2 separate regions of the Homo sapiens genome follow, and region 1 is linked to region 2. A link is a loop called in an ENCODE intact Hi-C map of the cell type or tissue named here. Cell type or tissue: PC-9. All regions are shown on one strand.

What was found. A loop is a pair of places that touch in the nucleus more often than their neighbours do. Peaks named below come from ENCODE experiments on the same cell type or tissue, not always from the same donor. Only the 100,000 strongest peaks of a DNase experiment are listed, where the experiment ranks them.
Region 1: it touches region 2 in a loop (3-fold over the local background); 3 of 110 quality-filtered maps call a loop at or near these places.

What each region holds. Positions count from the first base shown.
Region 1 is chr3:43,997,056-44,005,055 of GRCh38, reverse strand. It overlaps LOC124909489 (a long non-coding RNA gene), which reads right to left and starts at 5,724. Exons shown (of 5, transcript XR_007096256.1): 1 at 5,529-5,724; 2 at 1,375-1,434. RefSeq lists a silencer at 5,468-5,997 and an enhancer at 6,458-6,517. In PC-9, no CTCF peak of the experiment used is centred here; DNase peaks (open chromatin) are centred at 4,255, 5,805, 6,105, 7,805 and 1 weaker place; H3K4me3 peaks cover 4,514 bases; H3K27ac peaks cover 4,329 bases.
Region 2 is chr3:43,633,957-43,641,956 of GRCh38, reverse strand. It overlaps a transcript of ANO10 not described here. Among named protein-coding and RNA genes, the nearest start is that of ANO10, 16 kb to the right of the region's middle. In PC-9, a CTCF peak has its summit at 3,227; DNase peaks (open chromatin) are centred at 2,706 and 3,096; H3K4me3 peaks cover 694 bases; H3K27ac peaks cover 2,097 bases.

The DNA of each region.
Region 1 (8,000 bases), 360 kb before region 2:
CTTGCTGGCTGTAGTTCTAGAAGATGCTTATACTGTATAGAGTGTACAAAAATGCTTCCCACATAAACAAAGAAAGTTTCCAGGATCTTGGTATTCTAACCTTGCCTTTGCTATTAAACACCCACCAGATGAATATGATGGAGACGAGCAAAATCAGTCTGTCATGCTACAGTAAACATGGTATTTTGTGTGCGGCCCAAGACTTTTTTTTTCTCATGAATATAAGTCACCTGCCATTTATTATGAGATTTTTCCCCGATTGACACCCCATTATGTATATTCAGTCAAGCTCAAATGAGATTTCAAGTGATCAATATACTATCTGCGCCAAAAGTCTATCAGCAGCTCTAGCAATAAACTCTGCAGAGAAGCAAAAATGGAAGTGATATTTAGTGAACTGAATTACATGAAAATCTATGTTTTGGGAAAGGGAGCACAGACAGGAAGGCAGAAAAACAAGGGATAAGAGAAGGTAGAAGAGATATTTTTCCTAATAAAAATCAGCTTTCTATAGCCTGACCACTGATGAAATGCATCGAATGCCTAAGAAGTTCTCAAAAATATCTCAAATCACATGTTGAGATTTCTAAAGAGGTAGGGAGGGGTCCAAATCAGCACTAGGTTCCTTTCAGAGACTGAGAGTTCACTCTTTAAACAGCCATACTTGGAAGTACTTGATATCCTTCAAATGGAAAAGGTGGATCCAGCCCTGGGAAATCTGTAAAATCCCTAACCATTCAAACTCTGTGTGAAACAGCAATGGCTTCCCGTACACTTTAACACTTTCCATTTTATAATTTACGTGTACCAGATCCTAACAGCCTAAACGTCATCAGCTGGGTTATAGCATTTTGATTAACGTACATTCGGTAAGAAAGGTAGCTTGACAGTAGCCATAGGATTTCATCGGGCCACCCCCCACCCCAAAAACAAAACAAAACAAAACAAAACAAAAACCTCTGTTTCTGGGCCTGGATGTTTCTACATATCAGAAGCCATCTGCTTGAACCAAGAGAAGATTAGAACAGGCAGGGCCACACAGAAACGTATGACATCTGGGGAAGTGTCAATTCAGCATTACCCAAGCACCAAAGGTTCGTATTCTATTACCATGAAAATAACATGGGGGCAGTGGGGGTGCACAGGAATCAATGGCTGTGATTGCAGTCATATAAAGTTATGCTGCTGGGTAGTGAATAAACGTTCATCTAGGTTAGGCTCCCCCCACCCCCTACTCAAGGGTATAGCACTTCCTTCTAGATTCTTATTTATGAAGCTAGAGTCCTTAGGCAGAAGGAATGAAAAATAGGAAGAACTGCTCTGCACAGATGTTCAGAATTATTAATATTTAATTATTTAGTTTACTGAACTTACATTTTGAACCACTCTCAGGCAGAAGAGAAGAGTCACTATCCATTGTGATCAAAAGAACACCTGTAAGACCAAAATGTTTAGATCATTAGCAGTTGGGATAGTTTCCAAATTCCATGAGAAGCAAGGAGGATACATAGTAATTTGAACAAGGGAGAGATGCATCTTGAGCTACATCTGAACGAAAACTATTTCTCATGATATTTTTAGTTCTAAAATCCAGAGCTGAAATACTTTTAAATTAGCAACCTAAACGATGACACACTGCAAAAAAAAAAAAAAAAAAAAAAAAAAAAATGTACTTTATCTACTTTTAAGAACTATTCATTCACTGTCTTTTCTTGATGGTCCTACCTACTAAGTAAGATCCTAAGCACAACAGATTCAGAGCCCACTTCTACCAGGAAAGAAACAAATAAAAACCCTCCCCACTACCCAAGTTAAGTCTTCTCAAAATGAAGAGTTTAACAGTCCTAAATAGCAATTCCAGTTTGTGTAGGATGCATGTGTATGTGGCACAATGCGCACACCAAAGCACATTTCTTGAATTTTGCAGAGATGCATGTACAAGTGTTTAATGTCACATAATTTTAAAGGAGCAGCAATTTCCAAATGGTTTTTCTAAAGGATACTCTCTATTGCCTCAATCCAACCCTCACACACCCAAAAATATCATTAATTTTTAAATACTTAACGCCAAAGATATTACTAACTACAATTCCCTGTAATAAGTGGATGAGCAAACAATTTTCTTCAAATTCTTCAAAAAAAAAAACTCATAACCTGATATCCTCAAGTGGAAAAAGAGAGATTCTTGGAGGCCAACTCTACAGGAATTCAGACATCAGATGCCCCTTTCCATGCTACAAGGCTCTGCAGTGTCCTAAAAAGGCTTAGTGTACATTTGTGGTAAAACATGAGACTTGTTGCCATTTGTGGGCTAAAGCAGCCCAGGTGTTTATTCAGCCAGCAAATTTACTTTGCTGGGAGGTGGGTGTTCTGGAATGCTCGTCATACAATGATGTGTGCATATTTACTGTCGAACTCAAGGAGGTACTGTTCTGGAACCTTCTCATACTGCAATTAACTGTGCAAGTGGGTAGAGCTAATTTCCATAAAATAATCACTGCATATCTTAGGAAAAGACCCTCTTTGAAAGCAGGCTGCTAGGGCGCCGGCATCTGAGCAAAGCACCAGAGACGTCTGACCAATTTGATTCTTGAAGCCGCCGCTGAAATCTATTTTGATTTTAGAATGACCCGCAATCACAGACAATTTACCTGATTGTGTGTTCCTGGTGACTCTCAAAGCCTTCTAGGTGCTAGGATTTGTAGGTATAGTTTGTGGATTTAAAAGAGGGGAAAGATAATATAAGAAAAAAAAAAAACACAGGAAAAAAGCAGAAGGTAGTTTCAGCAGCTTAAGATTATGAGTTCAGAACAGAACCTGCAATTTTCACCTAGAGTATCACGTTAGACTGGAAGAACTGTTGAGATACTGCTAACTGGTCACGACATTCAGGTCTGAAAATGCATTAATTCACTCTAGCCATCAAGGGAAAACGTATCATTTTCTCTTCCGTAAATGATATATTTACCTTAAAAAATGGAAGGTAACCAAGTAGGGATCCTTTTGAAAATTTTGTCTTAAAAAAAGGAAAGAAAAAAAGTCTTTGTATCTCTTTTCTTCTTGGTCAGACCCGCTATCTGCAGTAGACGATGCGGATAAACCTAACTATAATAATGAACTGTAAATTTATAATGCCTCTTTCTTCAGAGCAGCTCAAAACATTTTCTTTCCCATAGATTTGAAACAAGATTTGAAATCTCCTTGTCTTGTTGTAGAAATGGCCTTCCTCTAATCTGATGTGAAATGACTGGGTTCTGTTTGAAGGACCAAGCAGTAAAAGGTAAGCTCATTCATCTGTTTCTTGCTCCAATTATGCATCTCTGTTCAAACTGAGATGCCAGGTGCTGGTCTATCGCACAAGCTGATTTATTCCATTCACTGCCTAAAAAGGAGCCCCCCTCTTTCTAAAAAACTTAGTTTTATAAAAAAAATTTTATTAAGAATATCGAAGCAAAAATAACTCTTTTTGGCTTCACTGTATGCTTTAATATGTGTCCTTCCAATCAATTATGGCTTTTAGCCCTAGGATCTTAAAATTTGGAAGCTCTCGATCTGTATCCCTTTTCTAACAAAATCAACCTCTCAAAGTTAAATGGACATTTTAACAAGCTGACAGGTGAAAAGAAATAACACTGTGCTTTTTAAGACCTGCCTATGGATTAAAGCCTACCCTCCAAATTTGTTAGTAATTATTTAAATAAAGGTAATGCCCAAGCCTAGAAGCTGCCTCTCCCTGCACCACTGCAATTGTCGAATTCCTTTCCTGGTCTTTCATGCAGATGCTCAGAAACAGGGTGGGGCTCCCTGGTCTTGCATGCAATGTTAAGGGAGTCTGTGCTGTAAAGAAAATTCAATTAATCGTTCATATTCCAGTTTTTCAGTATCCTTCAAAAATACCTTTGAAATAATCATGTTGCTAAGAGTCCCACCGTTTCTCATGTTAAGATTCAGATTAAAACCTTTGTGTCAAATCAGATGTGTTTTGCACAAGCATGGATGACAGGTATTGAAATAAAGGTGACAAGTCAAGGAATCAGGGAGAAACCTCCTGGAAGAAGAGATGTGAGAAAGAGAGACTAGCTTCTCTATTATGGATGTCTCCGATGATGCTTTTTCAAAAATCTTTTTTTTTTTTTAACAAGTACAGTTCTTTAGAGTCTACAAGTAAAATCCAATCTTGCTAAGCCATGCTTGTTCCCTTATGAGTCAGCAGGCCACTGAGCATTTCAGACAGTGCAGCCAAGAGTAAATGGGCAAAGGCTGTCGCTGGACACACCCATTTTACTAATCCTGACTCTGATTTTTTTTTAAATTCATCTTTATGTTACATGGTGTCTGACCTCAGAACTTGCATCAAAAACTGCACCTCCACCAAGGACTCAGGTTCCAATGTGGAAGGACTACCCTCCAGCTCCTTCACTGAGTGCAATCGGATAAGGGCTTATGTCTTCCTCAATGGGCAACTCCTGTTTCATTTTCTCTCCAGTCTGCATGTTATCAGCTTGACATTCCCTTCAGTGGCATATGACAAATCAAATTGATCAAATTGGCCATCACTGCATTCATCAGAGGAGGATTTTTTTATTTCCCAGGACTGATACCTCCACTCCCTTTACAATCATGAACACATCAGAAATAAATAAATAAATAAAATAAAAATAAAAATCCCATGTCTTGGGTTTTTTTCCGGGGTTTTGTTTGTTTTGAGGGTAGTGAAAGTGGTAAGAAGTAATGAATGGATACAACTAATCATAAAGAAAGAAAAGCAACTGATAGTCATAAAGCCAAGGGCACAGTCTTAAAATATGATTTTAAATACCTAGTGCCTACATCTTAAATTTAAAGCATTGATCCAAAAATGCAGATATTATTAGCTTTGGAAAACTTTACCAAAACATTAAGTAAATTATTTTCCTAATCTTTTTGCATGATTCAGCACTTTTAATACTAATTTCTGTCAAGAAGTTATAAGGTAAAAGGAATCTTTTCTGGGTGCCTTAAAACCTCACACACTCTGTACTGAACCATCTGCACTCCTTCTACTACAGGGTCATATCAGAAATACTGGGGGTCACTGGTTTGCTGCCATAACATCTAGTGACCACCTCAGAGCGGCTCAATTTCACTCTCCGGAATCTAAGTGGCTCTTGGGGACAGAATGACCCGTCGCAGAGGCTTCTCCCCATCTCGAGCTGACCCTTACCCAGGAGCCACACACATATGCGTGCACACTCGACTGCACCTGTCTCACCCCATCAGCAGCAGCTACAAGCTCCCACCTGATGTGTCTTTTCAACCTTTGTCAAGTATCTCAAGGCAAGAATGTCCTGAAGCCCTTCCCCCAAATAGAAGCTTTGGTCCGAGCCCCCAACCCGCAGGAGCATCAAGAGGAGGCCAAGGAGACAGACACCGCAGACTCTCTCTGCAAACTTGACCTGGGCATCGCACGGACTCGCGTTCGCATCCGAAGACCCCACACGTCCCCCGCACTGTCCCCACAGCATCCCACGCCCGCGGTGCACGCTCACCTGCCGGTAGACGAGCCACACGCCTCGGCGGTCCAGACTTCCGTGTCGACCTCCGTGGGCGAGCCTACGCGCTGGGTGCCCGGCGCGCCCTCAGGAGTGGCTGGGACCGCGGGCTGGCGCCGGGCAGGGCGGTGGGACGCCTGGAGCCGGCGGGAGGAGCACGCCCAGGCGGGTCCGCGCCGAGCCCGAGCGAGCGGGCGAGCCGGGCGGGAGGGGCCATTTGTAACCGAGCAGACGCTACCACCGCCCCTTACTCGCGGGGGGCGGGGGCGGGCGGTCAGGTGACGGCGGCCCACCCTCCGCCGCCGAGCCGGGTGGTTCCTGCCCGGGAGGAGCCCCCTGGCGCGCTCTGATTGGAACTCCCGCCGCAGTGGCGGGGGAGGGGGGACACGTGACCGCCCGGCCAGGCGGCCCGGCGCGCCCCATTCGCGATGGGCACCCCATCTTCCTCCTGGAAAAGCCGGGGGACACAGAGAAGGCGGAGGAGCACGCGGGGTGCAGGAGAGCCTACCAGCCCCTTTAGCCGCAGTGCTGGTGATTCCGGCCGCTGAACCCGGAGAGGAAAGGCTCCCACGCGGCCAGCCGGCCTTGACTGTCCTCTCGCCCTGCCCTTGGCCGCAGTACCCTCCCCTCGGCTGCAGTAACCGCCCCCTACACCTCCAGGCAAGGGCACGCTCAGTGTAGACCACTGCCACTTCATAGATGCCAGTGCCACTTAAGAGTGGTGTTGGGTTTTTTTTTTTTCCTTTCCTCCTCTCTGCACACCAGCACATTGTACCCGAGAGAAACTCACGGCGGTGCACTGCAGACACCGCCCAGCTCCAGGGCCCGAAGACCCTCCGACCAGGCCCCGGGATGCCTGAGGTCTCCCAGGTCATTACGTGGAGGAACTCAGGCCTGCTCCCTGCGCAGGAGGAGGAGGCGTCGCGGGAGCTGCAGTCCCCGATCCTTCCCAGGAAGCCGGCCGGGTGGAAGGGGAGAGGGCCGTTATCGTGGTGCGAATCCAACTCGCAGCCTCTGGGAGCACGTTGCTAATAAAGGTCAAATTAAAACAACTAAGTGGTGCCGGCAGGGACGCGCCGCATGGTCAGGAGAAGCCCGGCTATTAATCATCCATAAGGAGCATTGCTCTTCTGGTGTGGGAGAATGGGGCTGTGCGACAGCCCCCCGGAGTTGCGCTCTGCTCTGAACCCTAAGCTCCCCCAGAGCAAGTGGATTGCGCAGCCTATTACCCCACCTCCCCACGGCCCCCTCTTGGGGCGGCACCACCCTAGATGGCAGGAATTCGGAGAAAATGCGGTGTCACGTCCGCCGCTATGCCCGCACACGCGTCTGCGCCAACTCCAGCAACACGTGGGGACCGTGAATCTGGGCGTCTGCTCTCCACTTAGGTGGTTATGTGGGTATACTTATATGATTACTGATTAAAACCAAATTGGACGGAGAAGTCTGTTTCTACACTGGATTCTTTCAAACTTCTGTCCAAGGGAGTTTTGCGCTCGATTTGGGCGGGGACGCAGTTTTCAGCCAAGACCGCCGCAGCGCTCAGCAGAGCCCGGGGACCGGTGGTGGTGGTGGCGGGATGGGGAGGAACAGAGGCCCTTGATTCTTTGGTACTCCACTTTCTTTCCTTATTTAGACCAGTCGGGCAACACGTCCCTCGCCCAAGATGGCCTTTCCAACTGGAACGTGACTCAGACAATGTGGAAGCCAGGGGTCCTTGACCCATCGTACCTGGGCTTCGCTGGGCATAGGACAAGGGTTGGGCAGGTTTACCTGGAAAGGGAGTTTATTCGTAAAGCTTCGGGCATAAACGCTAGATAGCGAAACTTTGAGGAAGCTCAAAGTTTACCTATTGTAAATTGGTGGGGGGTGGGGGAGCATCTTATGTAAAAAGGAACGGCCCTATTAAATTAGTAAGTATCTTATTTTCGTAGTGGACGTCTTGCTGCCCTTGGTCCTCCCCTCCCCCACCTCATTTCTCCAAACCACCAAGGTTGGAGAAATCTCATAAACAAAGTATAAGTCCGTGGGGGGGGGGGGGGGGGGTTACTTGGTGTTTTAAAAAAACAACAACAACAAACGACCTTTGTAATAAGAAAGGTGGGTACGTTTTCATTTCTAGGTCTTAATCTTAACGTTACGGCCACGTTAAAATTGAAGTTGATTGAGACAAGAGAATCCCAGAGCACAGCACGCAGACAGACAATTTCACAATTAAAAAATATGTACTTCCTTCTCCCCGCTCTCGTCACCTCCCCCTTTCCCCGCCATTACCTACTCCCGTTTGGACTAGGGGCTGGGAGAGGAGGAGGATGTAGTCCCTCCGAGTGCACAAGGGAGGCGGCGGGGCCACTTGTTGCTGCACCGCCAGAAGAGCTAATTCCGAGCGGATCTGGCAGGGAGTTAAAACCCTTCTCCTGGATGCGACGCCCCAGAGACCGAGGCAGACGGCGAGAACAGATTCAGCGC
Region 2 (8,000 bases):
GTGTGTGTGTATCTGTGTATGTCTGTATGTGGGTGGGTGGGTAGGTGGTAAGGATCTAATTATTACACCAAGCAATCCCTTTTCCTGCACCTGGCATAACCTCCTGTAGAATGAGCTCAAGCTTCCCACACTCGCTTGATGACATGGCCTCCATTCTGAAGATGAAACAAAACTTGGAGGAGCACTCATGTAAAGATCTAAATTACTAAAATGCCTGTGCCTGAGACTCAGAGATCCTAAAAATAGACAGTGCCATGTGTGCTCTAATTTTCTGCTTAAAGTGACTTAAATCCTTTCAATTCAGACATTTTCAATAGAATATATGGTACTTCAACCTTATAAGTCAAATGCATTTGTTGAAATAACATTTCTCAGTAGTTTTTTCAGTTTCCGTGGCTGCAATGGGTGGAGAACTTTCATTAGCAGTTATTGGCTTTGGTGTGGCAATGGATGTTGCACAAAGGCCTTTGCTTGGGAGTTGGGAAACACAGGTTCTCATTGGGCTCTATAACTAACTTGCTATGTAGCTTTGTATAAGTCATATCACCTTTTGGGATCTTGGTCTTTCAACTGCCGAATATAGGTATTGGATTTTTCTTCTACTGTAAACAGTGATTTGGAATTTTCTCCAAGTAGAGTGATATGTCTACCATAACAGGGGTAACAAGAAAGAAACAAGAGTGAGAGTTTATTACAGCATGAAGTGGCACCAGGAATAGGAAAGGAACCCCCAATCCAGATAATTTTTTGATATCAATCTTGTGTCAAATTCTTTAAACATATGACAATGAATAAGAGCAACAAATGAATCCTCAACTATAAGAACAATATTTTGGTATATAATTTTATGTATAATTATCCTTAGTTCCAATAATTATTTTCTTTTTCTATCTAGAAGGAAAAGGATGGATTCTGAGTGGTTCCAGCTAGCCATAGCTCCCTATAGCTGCAATTCATGTGGCAGCCTGCGTGTATGCTAGCGTTGGCTGAGGATTTTTAATGCACTTCAGATTTTGGTTTAATATGCTTGCAAATAACTTACCATGGAAGTCCCCTTGAAACACATTAAATTCTCTGTTTACTCGCATGACTGGGGAATTAGACAATCAACCATGACAATCTATCAAAAGTATTAGAATACAAAAAGCACTAAGCATGAAATCTTATTGAAAACCATTTCATTCTCTTAATTATTCATTAGGTTCCTCAGACTCTGAGAGACCTTCAAGGTCATTATTATGAATATTAATTATCACTGTAATGTGGCAATGGAAAAATGCATTTTAAAAGAGTTCTGTTCAGTAGAATACTGCTAGTAAAAGAATTCACCATTTTATTTGGGAGTGTGTGCTCTTCTGCTTTTTTGCTACATGGTGAGAAAATAGGAACATTAGAAATGAAACTTCCAGAATCTTTTTAGTGCATGGGATGGGTTCCAGTTTGCATGATTCCTGTGCAAAGGCCTGGGAGGAAGGAGTACCTGCTGACTGGGGTCAGGGAGGAGTGGAATGAAGTAGTGCCAGGCAAAGATGGCAAGTTCTCCACTGGCCAGGGTTGATGCTTTGCCCTGCTAGCCAGTTGTTTTTAAAAAAATTCAGCCAATATCCACCAGATGCCTTCTCTTCACCATGCTTTTTGTTGGTTTAGAAACAACAGAATGGACTTGGTTGAGTGGTGCAGCTTCAAGTAAACTCTTTCCACATTATAAGCTGGGGGTATATTTTTTAACCTTTTCTTCCCTGTTCCCTCAAAGCACACAACCAGCAATGAGAGGTCTTGTGAAATTGAAACCCATTAAATATAAAGACATCTAATGACTGATGTGTTTAAATATCAATCCTTCAAGTAAAGCTTTGTAGAGTGGTTCATTTTGGAATGATTGTCCAGAACACTGTTTTCAGACCTACTCTGTGTCCTCTTCCTTTACCACCCCACTTTCACCCTAACATACATCTTCTGCAACCCCGACTCTCAGGACTAGGCTTGCTTAGGCTAGCGACACTCCAGTGAGTTCAGCTGGTTGTGCTAAGACAAAATAATGCTGGAGACATTCTCTGAATGAACTGGGGTGCCATCCAAACAGGCTCATATCTGAAAGTATACTATTGTGCCAGGTCCTACTTTCTAAAAAGGCAGAATTGTCTACATTTTCTTTTTCTTTCTTTCTTTTTTTTTTTTTTCTGAGATGGAGTCTTACTCTGTCGCCAGGCTGGAGTGCTGTGGTGCGATCTCAGCTCACTGCAACCTCCGACTCCCTGGTTCAAGGGATTCTCCTGCCTCAGCCTCCTGAGTAGCTGGGATTACAGAGCTGGGATTACAGGCATGCACCACCACGCCCAGCTAATTTTTGTATTTTAGTAGAGACGGAGTTTCACTATGTTGGCCAGGATGGTCTCAATCTCCTGACCTCGTGATCCGCCCACCTCGGCCTCCCAGAGTGCTGGGATTACAGGCGTGAGCCACTGCACCCAGCCAGAATTGTCTGTATTTTCATCACAAATTGATTCTTCAACTTATTTTAGTTGTGTGGCATTTGGATCTATGTCTTAAACATTAGTGCTAGAAATGCACTGTAAACACCTAGCAAGGGTGTGGACGGGAGCCCTCTAGATCTAGTGAGGGCAAACTGGCTGAGTCATCTGATCTCTGGGCTGGCTGCACTGCGATGACTTAAAATGTGAAATTCTTTGACGCCCCTTTCAAAAGATGAAGGCTAATTCCTCTCCCCTGGAATGTGGGCTGGACCTAGTGATGTGCTTCTAACAACTAGAACAACACAGAAATGATGGTGTGTGACTTTGGAGAGTAGGTGATTCCCAGGTATTACAGCTTCCTGCTTGCTCGCTCTCTCTCTCTGAGCCCTCCCTCTGCAGGAAGCCCATGCCATGTCCTGAGGACGGGTGAGCAGCCTGGTGGAGAGATCTATCTGGTGGGGAACTGAGACTGCCTGCAGTCATGTGAGGGAGCCACCTTAGAGGCAGACCCTCCAGCCTGAGTCAAGCCTTCAGATGACTGCAGGTGACATCTTGACCACAACCTCAGGATCAATTCTGAGCCAGAACCACTCAGCTAAGCCACTCCCACATTCCTGTCAGAAACTGAGTGACATAATGACTCTGTGGTTTTTAGGCTGCTATATCTGGGAGCAATATGTTCAACAGGAGTGGTACCTACCTTGAGTATTAATAATTGTTGAGAGTCACCTTTCTCACCCCTTCACTTGATGGCGCTGTGGTGCAACTGCAAACTCCTGTGGCAACGACTTGTCTCGCTGTACAGCAGGTGTGTAACTTCCTACCCAGTGAGTGCTGGGAATCAGGCCCTTGACCACCGTTTCACAAACCTCTAGCTGCTCTCTGGCTACTTGTGAGTTAAAGTATTTTTACCCTTTAAAAAATACTTACTAAACATTTCATTTTTCACAAATAGGTAGAAAAAAGATTTGTCACAATATCCCATCTATATCCCATTGAGCAGACTGAATAGCCAACATTATATGCATTTATTGCTTGATTCTGAAGACTAAAAATCCCAGTGAAATGACACATGCTTTAATAGGGGTAATTATAATACAAAATTTCCAATTTGTATTATTTTTATTAACACCATAAAAACATCTCAAAAAAGCTTCTCTTCTTAACTTTTTGTAAATTGTGATCAAGAGGATTAATATAAATTGCATAATTTCAACAAAAATATCTATTTCTTACTTGTGAAAATTATTCATCTCTTCAATTGTAATGCAAGTTCGAAGGTTATCCTTACAAATGAGCAGTTTATAGCCTGGTTAGTCAATGACCATTTATACATTTCTGTCTGGAGAAGGCAGATTTTCAGGAGGAATAATGTAGAGTTTAGGTTTTCACAAGATGATCTCATTAAGAATTTTTAACTTATAGTTCAATTAAACGACGTATCTCAATTTAATCTGCTTGTATTTGAAGATAAATATGCACATTTCCTTTATGCTTTATGAAGGAAACAATTTTTAAAACTCGATGGAATTCTGCTTTGGATATTTTTATGATTACTCATTCATTGCTGCCCATTATATTCTTATACTGTATTCAGAACAGGTAGTAAATCCCACTAGTTCTAAAAGGGAAAATGACAACTTTCTGATTTATCCTCCAACAATGGTTACTTTTTGCCTCATAATTTGTTTTCTTTAAGACAAAAGATAAAAAGCAAGATTTGAGAGAGGTTCCTGGATCAACTGGCTCAATCTGCTTAGTTCTACAAAGTGGAGTTTCTGGGCATCATTCTTCATTTCTGTACACAAAGTGCTGTGAAGCTCAAGAAGAAATAGCTCTGCACAGGAACGATGTGCACTGCCCTACTGCTTCTTTATCTAGTAGGTGAAAAAAAAAAATGCCCTGACGCTGTCTCTTGGGCTGTTTTATTCTTCTTCTAAATTTTGGTCCTAATTCTCCGTGATGCTATTGTTTTTAATTGGGGCGTTTGTTTGTTTGTTTGTTTGTTTGTTTTGAGATGGAGTCTCGCTCTGTTGCCCAGGCTGGAGTGCAGTGGCGCCATCTCGGCTCATTTGCAGCCTCCGCTTCCCAGGTTCAAGTGATCCTCTTGCCTCAATCTCCCGAGTGGCTGGGATTACAGGCATGCGCCCCCAAGCCCAGCTAATTTTTGTATTTTTAGTAGAGACCGGGTTTCACCATGTTGGCCAGGCTGGTCTTGAACTCCTGACCTCAGGTGATCTGCCCACCTTGGCCTCCCAAAGTGCTGGAATTACAGGTGTGAGCCACCGCACCCAGCTTTTTGTTTGTTTTTTTGAGACAGGGTCTCACTCTGTCACCCAGGCTGGAGTGCAGTGGTGCAAACACAGCTCACTTCAGCTTCCACCTCCCAGGCTCAATTGATCCTCCCACCACAGCCTTCCTGCTAGCGGGGACTGCAGGCATGCACCACCACGTCTGCCTGGCTAACTTTTATTTATTTATTTGTGGAGACAGAGTCTCATCATTTTGCCCAGGCTGGTTTTGAATTCCAGGGCTCAAGGATCCACTCGCCTTGGCCTCCCAAAGTGCTGGGATTATAGGCCTGAGCCACTGCACCAGGCTAAATGGGGCCTTTTTAGTGGTGACAGAGACCAGGTGTTTTTCAGTTTTTGAGACTCCCAATATATTTTAAAAAATAAAGAAATATCAATTCAGGTTTACAACAAATTTAAATGCTAGATACTTTCAACATCCACATTTAACAAAGAACGTCTATTAAACACAAAAATATATGACAATATATTGTACAAATTACAAGATAAAGGATTTGTGAGAAATATTAAATTCATTGTGTATAATTATTACTACTGTGGTCTGTTAATGAGACACAAGTTTAAAGTTGTTTTGAAGGATGTCTTCTTTCAATCCTCTCTGTATAGCTCTGTAACTACTTCTGTACCCTCAGAGATGGTGTTTCAACTTAAAACTTGTGAATGTGAAATATGAGCCAAAAGACTCTCTCGGCCCTGAAATGACCTTTGTAGCAGATGCTGCCAGAGGCCCCCTGTTATCCTCCCTGGACTCTCCAGCTAACCTGATGTCAACTGCCAGTGTGTGCATCTCCTTACCTGAGGGCTGTTCTGGTGGCAGGAGTCCTTGCTACTCACAGAAATGGCCACCAGAAGTGCCAGAAAAATTAACCTCCCTTGGCCAGCAGTCCTCAACCAGCTCCCTCACTGACACTGATGTGCAGGTGTCTCCTATGCTGGTTGCTGGAGTCAACCACAGCAGCAGCCTTCTTGACAACATACCCTTCACTGGCTGCCTTCCTTTCCATCTCTCTTCTTCACTCCCCTACCTATGTCTCCTAGGCTCTCCCTTCAAATAAACAGCTTGCACTTGAATCTTTGTTTCAGGGTCTGCTTCCGGGGAAACCTACACTAGGACAACTCTGTTTTTTGGGTTTTTTTTGTTTTTTTTTGTTTTTTTTACTTGTTTGTTAAGGATTCACCATATAAGAATTCACCATATAAAAATGCTAACGTCTGACACATTGGACCACTCAAAGAGAAGATATCAGAGCTGGGCCGGGCATGGTGGCTACGCCTGTAATCCCAGCACTTTGGGAGGCCTAGGCGGGTGGATCATGAGGTCAGGCTATCGAGACCATCCTGGCCAACAAGGTGAAACCCCATCTTTACTAAAATACAAAAAAATTAGCTGGGCATGGTGGGTGCGCGTCTGTAGTCCCAGCTACTTGGGAGGCTAAGGCAGGAGAATTGCTTGAACCCAGAAGGCGGAGGTTGCAGTGAGCCAAGATCTCACCACTGCACTCCAGTCTGGTAAAAGAGCGAGACTCCGTCTCAGAAAAAAAAAAAAAAAAGATCAGAGCTTACCAGATTATACGAACTAAAGAAACCAAAACTATAATGTCAGATTAAGTCAAAGACCTTTAAAACATTACCATTGTCTATTTCATCACATAGATAAAGGACTATATTTACTTTATAAAAGTCACAATTCATCTTCAGCCATGAACTTGTGTTTACTAGAGAATACTTGAATAGCAGTCAGTGTAACATCTATAGGTTATATGGCCAGATGGAGGGATTTTTGTTTAAGTCTAGGATACATGAACGAGGACTTGAAGTGTTGTTCATGGTGACCCAGAGTTCAGACGATTAGCATTTGACATCACAGAGGGTTCTGGTACTCAAATTTAGCTCTGAATGTTTTGCAGTCTGTGCTTGAAGAGATGGATTCCGGCTATGAGTGTCCTAAATGATGTGTAGGCTGTTACATGTGGGCTCAGTATCCTTGTTCTTTTGCATTAGGACCAAAGAAGATCATGCTGCTGCACATATTCCCAAGAAAGACATAACTGGCAGTAACATTGCATTTGAGGCCCTTTTGCATCAATGACCCCTCCCTCCCTCCTTTCCTCATCATCCTTCTGCCCCAGCTCCATGGACTTCTCCTTGTGTCCTTAGTCCACACCATGCTTTCCTGCCTCTATACATCTGCTCATGTCTTCCTTCTTCCTGGAATGCCTGACTATTCCACTTCCCACCTGCTGCCTAATTCACACATGCCACAGGACCACATCTCCTTTCATCAGACCAGCTCACATACCACATCTGCCATCAATCCTCTCACGAGGCCCTCTAGCTTCAAGTAGTTTATCCCTCCTCTGATTGCCTGTGCTAATCATTCTTTATCTTATATTTATGTGTGTAGATGCCTTACTCCCCAACACAGGTGTGAGCTCAGTGAGGGCAAGGATCATGATATACCTATCCTTAAGTCTTCCAGGATGGTCACCAGATGGGAATAAATGAAGAAATGCAAGAATTCCGAAAGGCACTGGATGAAACTTAAGTGCTTCTTGTTTTAGATTTTGCACCTGCCTTAATATTAATTGCTTCTAGAGGGTGGAGATATGTGTAGGACAAGAATTTCAGGTAGGGGGAAGACATGAGTATACATACACATACCACCACCCCAACAATCTATATCATATGTAACATTTATATATAAGTAGTATATATATCCAGGACATTTAAAATAAGCTTGTTTACTCTGGGGAGAAAGACTGGGTGGTTGGGAGACGGGGAAAGACACCTACTTTTCACTGCCTACACTCTTAATAGTCTTTTATTTTTATACTAAGTGCTTGTATTATACCTATCTTATTTTTTTTAATTATTAAAAGACATGTAAAAAGGAAATCTAGCAATCGTTCTCTTACTAAGTTGTGTAACTCTGAAGTTCAGTTACCTGTGTAGGCTGTAGAGTATACTTCTGCTGGGAAAACTCATGAGTTGTGATGGTGGCAAGGCTACTCCTAATTGTTGGGAGATAATTCTGCATGGGTCTTTTGTGTGTCTGCCCATCTTCTGAGTAAAGGCACTGACATCCTTTGTTTCAAATTATTAAATATCTTTTGGAAGATGTTTGTGTAGCAGACGGTCTTGAAGATAGTGGCAGATTTTTTTTTTTTTTTTTTTTGCTGTCCATGATAAGAAAGATAATGTTTCCCTCAGGTTG